Regions from separate parts of the Homo sapiens genome. Here region 2 is linked to region 1. A link is a loop called in an ENCODE intact Hi-C map of the cell type or tissue named here. Cell type or tissue: PC-9. All regions are shown on one strand.

Region 1 (2,500 bases):
TCTACAAAAAACTTAAAAACAAATTTACAAGAAAAAATCAAACAACCCCATCAAAAAGTGGGCAAAGGATATGAACAGACACTTCTCAAAAGAAGACATTTATGCAGCCAACAGACACATGAAAAAATGCTCATCATCACTGGCCTTCAGAGAAATGCAAATCAAAACCACAATGAGATACCATCTCACGCCAGTTAGAATGGCGATCATCAAAAAGTCAGGAAACAACAGGTGCTGGAGAGGATGTGGAGAAATAGGAACACTTTTATACTGTTGGTGGGACTGTAAACTAGTTCAACCATTGTGGAAGACAGTGTGGCGATTCCTCAAGGATCTAGAACTAGAAATACCATTTGACCCAGCCATTCCATTTACTGGATATATACCCAAAGATTATAAATCATGCTGCTATAAAGACATGCATATGTATGTTTACTGCGGCGCTATGCACAATAACAAAGACTTGGAACCAACCCAAATGTCCAACAATGATAGACTGGATCAAGAAAATGTGGCACATATACACCATGGAATACTATGCAGCCATAAAAAAGGATGAGTTCATGTCCTTTGTAGGGACATGGACAAAGCTGGAAACCATCATTCTGAGCAAACTATTCCAAGGACAGAAAACCAAACACCGCATGTTCTCACTCATAGGTGGGAAGTGAACAATGAGAACACTTGGACACAGGATGGGGAACATCACACACCGGGGCCTGTCATGGGGTGGGGGAAGGGGGGAGAGATAGCATTAGGAGATATATCCAATGTAAATGATGAGTTAATGGGTGCAGCACACCAACATGGCACACATGCACACACATGTAACAAACCCGCACGTTGTGCACATGTACCCTAGAACTTAAAGTATAATAATAAAAATAAAAAAATAAAAATAAAAAAAGAAGTAAAGTCTTAAGAACACAAAAGAATAGTAATATTCTCCTGTTTTCTCTCTGAAGCTAAGGTACACAGCGCCACCTAATGGTAAAAACAAGGCCACCATTCACTACAAGTAAGGCTTTTGGTAAATACAGAATAATTTACCTGAGGCTGAAGCAAAACAACCAGGGATGTGGGGAGACCAGATTGTGCTATAAATAATACTTTCATGGCCTCTAAAGGTGCACAGAGACTTTCCAACAGTTGGATCCCACTACAAATAAATGAATAGATCAATTACTTGAGGGATAAATTCAAATTTATGCTTTTACATATACTACATACACCAATAAACTATATACATTTATATATATGCATACAATATATATACAGATCTCAAGGATTTTTAAAGATCTGTTTTGATATAAAGCAAGACTGTATTTAAGGGCCAAACTAATGCTGAGCTAACTATTAGTTCACAGCCAAAAGATTAGAAAATTTTAAGTTCTAATAAGTGTTTTAATTTTTTTTTTAAAAGAAAGCTCAGCTGTCGAATCATAGAGCTACAGAAGTATGTTGGAAAAAGAGAAGAAAATTTAGTGGAAGCTCTAGAGAAGGGAATATTCGTTTTTGAATACAATAATGCTAACATACCAATTTGACAGTTTGATCCCATGAGCCAGACACCACAAGCTGTTCACCTCTGGTTTGGCTCCAATCAACACTATACACCTAAAAACATTGAAAAGTGTTTAGAAAGCAAAAGACCATCAAGTTCAACATTGCATTTTATCTCTTGTTACATAACAATGAGAGGCAGAACAACTAATTTACTATGTCAAAACATCAAATAATTCCTATCCATCTCAACAAGGTGTCTGAGAAATGAAAAGTTGATCTTGTCCATTCCTCCAGACTTATTCCTTACAGATAAGACTCCATTCTGCTTTCACAGAATTCTACAGTATACTTCCAAACCTTCTTCACTAAAACAAATTATACATATTTTAAAACCTACCAACAAATCACTGTTTGCAGCCCCACGAAGAAATGTCAAAGCAGATTAGAAAGTTAGTCATCTAAAAAAGCTTGCTGGGTCAATGTTTATTGGAAAGCATTAAAATTCAATTAATATCCCTATCTGGCCTTTCTTAGAAAAAGCTTGCAGGAACCAGGTGATCCTTCCAGATCTCTTGGTAAACAGTTTTAGTTATCCAATGCTGCTATTCTAAAGTATATGCTTCACTGCTCTCAGTGAACCATTTCAAATGAACTACTTGAAAACTTTTGGAAATGTTTTCATTCTTTCATTTTATACAACAGATTATACACAGATCACTGCTGTAAACTAAGTTCAACAAAATATGTGCATAATTATACTTTATGAAATTAGTCCTGACAAGGACCTGAGTATATGCCATTGGTATATCACATTGGTGATCAGCCAGCAGGTTACTTTGAATCTTACTACTCTCTCCCACATATACGTAGGAAGTATGAGTATCTGGGCTTAAGCCGCTTACATGTGGGTTACTTTCTCTCTGCTGCCCAGTACTATATTGAGCCATGTTGGAGGCTGAGGAAAAAAAACATCAGTAATACTGATCCCGTCACT
Region 2 (2,500 bases), 790 kb before region 1:
CAGTCTTGTTGCAGAGCCTGTGTACTAACTTATATGCTCCTCTGATATACAGACATTATTTTTTCAAAACAATGGCCCCAGGTAGTAATGGTACTATTCTTATATCTTCTGTTTTGAGGGGATCTGCGACTCTGGCTCGGGCATTCTCTCAGCTCTCCAGTCGTTGAAGGATTTCTCTCTCTCTCTCCATCTCTCTCTCTGGCTCTCACTCTCTCTTTCTCTCTCTGCCACCACACACATGCAATTCAGTTATACATTTGTTCAATTAGGCCTAACCTCCAGTGCAAGGAAAGCAGCAAGCTTTACACTGCTTTCCCATTGGAGGGGCAATAGGCACTCAAGTCTGTCTTCTCCATGAAAGGAAGTCACAAATTTTCACTGAACTCTTCCACAATCAGCATAAAATAGTTATTTAGGGTTTGCAAATAGAAATAGAGAAAATTTTCATTGTGAACTGTCTTCCTTTCCAAAATTTTTTGTGTTTTGCTGTTGTTTATCTTGTTTTCTTGAGATAAATGTTTGTGTTTCTCATTTCCCCTCTTGGCCAGTTTTTCGGTATAAAAATTTTTGAAGCTGATACTTACAAACTTCTAACTCCTCTCTTCCTTTGGGCTTAGATACTTACCCAAACTGGAACTATATTTAAAAGTCTCCTTAATTGCAAGACCTTGACTTTATAGAGGTAAAAGGTCAATTTTAAAACCCATACCCTATACAGTAACCTAACTCAATTCAGGTGCTTTGATTGGTTCACTGCTTTGACAATTACAAGAAACACCACTAGCATCTGAAGAAATTGAAATCCCAGGACTGTCTTCACATCTAAATCCACAATGGTGCCTGGAGCAAATCATGGATCAAAATATCTGATTGGCCAACAACTGACTGGTAATTGTCCATAATTGATTCTCCTGTAAAGTGCAAATGATAGTTAGTTAACAGCAAAGAAATTGAAATATCCTCTCTTTAATGGTAAATTTTATATCTTCATTTAATTTTCAAAAGGCAGGAAAAATATTTTATAAATATCAACCTCCTAGGTCAATTTCTAAAACTTCCAACTTAATAATTGTTTAATATATATTTTGAGTTTTTTTTCTTCATGCAGCATGTATGTTGAGGTCACAGTATGTGAACAGATGGAATATATGGCAGGGGCCAACTAATTAACATTAAAGACAGGGGACCCATTGTCTTTCTATAACTCCCATCCATCTACCTTCATTTCTGTCACCATGGTACCTAGTGGTTCAATTACTGAGTGTTGTGAATAAACTATTAAACAAAACCAACTCCATATAATGCTGCTACTTGATGTTTAAGAAGCTATGCTTGAATATTTTCTAAATCACTGAAACCTTCTCAATAATTTCCTCTGATAAAGGAGGTGAGACTGTAGGGGTTTTTGTGCAATTTATTTAGTTTACAGACCAGTGGAGTGGGAACTGGCATATTTTAAATTGCATCATTGACATTCTTGTGGTTTCTAGCTGCAAGGGCCAACTCTAGAATGCCTCTGAGGTTGAGCCAAAGGAGCATGAGAAAGCATGTGGTTCTTATAAGCCCATATCACATGTAGCATGCTGGGGATTTCAAAAAAGCAGGCATTCTCCAGACTTGAATTAACTCCTGCTTCTTCCCAGAGCAGCCATTTCCTCATAGACTCGGATGGAATCAAACCAGGAAGCTCTAAGCAGCATGAAAGCTCTCAAATGTGACCTGTGAGTTTTTCCTAAGTTTTCTTGGCAGCCTGTGGCAGAAGAGCACTGAAAATAGATGCAATAGAATTACCATGTGATCCAGCAATCCCAGGTATATATTCAAAAGAATGCAAAGCTGGATCTCAAAGAGATATTTGCACACCCGTGTTCATTGCAGCACTATTCACAATAGTCAAGATGTGGAAACAACCCAAATGTCCATCAACAGATGAATGGATAAAAAAAAATATGGTATATACACACAATAGCACATTATTCAGCCTTAAAAAAGAAGGAAATTCTGTTATATGCTGCAACATGGATGAACATTAGGAAAGGAGAATGGTGGTTGCCAGAGGCTGGGGGAGGGGGAAATGGACAGTTGGTGTTCAATGAGTGTAGTTTCAGTTTTGCAAGATGGAAAGGTTCTGGAGACCTGTTGTATAACAATGTGAATATACTTTACACTACTAAATTGTACATTTAAAATGGTTAGGATGATAAATTTTATGTTATGTGTTTTTACCACAATTTTAAAAAATACAGTTGACCTTCAAATAACACAGATTTAAACTGCATGGGTGCACTTATACTCAGATTTTCTTCCACCTCTGCCACCTTTGAGGCAACCAGAACAACCCCTCCTCTTTCTCCTCCTCCTCAGTCCACTCAACATGAAAATGATGAGTATGAAGACCTTTATGATGATCGACATGGCACTTAATACATAGTAAATATATTTTCTCTTCCTTATGATTTTCTTAACAATATTTTTTTTCTCTAGCTTACTTTATTGTAAG

What was found. Peaks named below come from ENCODE experiments on the same cell type or tissue, not always from the same donor. Only the 100,000 strongest peaks of a DNase experiment are listed, where the experiment ranks them.
Region 2: it touches region 1 in a loop (20-fold over the local background); 8 of 110 quality-filtered maps call a loop at or near these places.

Annotation. Positions count from the first base shown.
Region 1 is chr6:136,844,732-136,847,231 of GRCh38, reverse strand. It overlaps PEX7 (peroxisomal biogenesis factor 7), which reads right to left. Exons shown (of 10, transcript NM_000288.4): 4 at 1,540-1,617; 5 at 1,051-1,159. Among named protein-coding and RNA genes, the nearest start is that of PEX7, 23 kb to the right of the region's middle. In PC-9, a CTCF peak has its summit at 991 (motif pointing left); a DNase peak (open chromatin) is centred at 991; H3K27ac peaks cover 689 bases.
Region 2 is chr6:137,636,373-137,638,872 of GRCh38, reverse strand. No RefSeq gene overlaps it. Among named protein-coding and RNA genes, the nearest start is that of LINC03004, 28 kb to the left of the region's middle. RefSeq lists a silencer at 1,490-1,549. In PC-9, no CTCF peak of the experiment used is centred here; a DNase peak (open chromatin) is centred at 1,522; H3K4me3 peaks cover 361 bases; H3K27ac peaks cover 1,024 bases.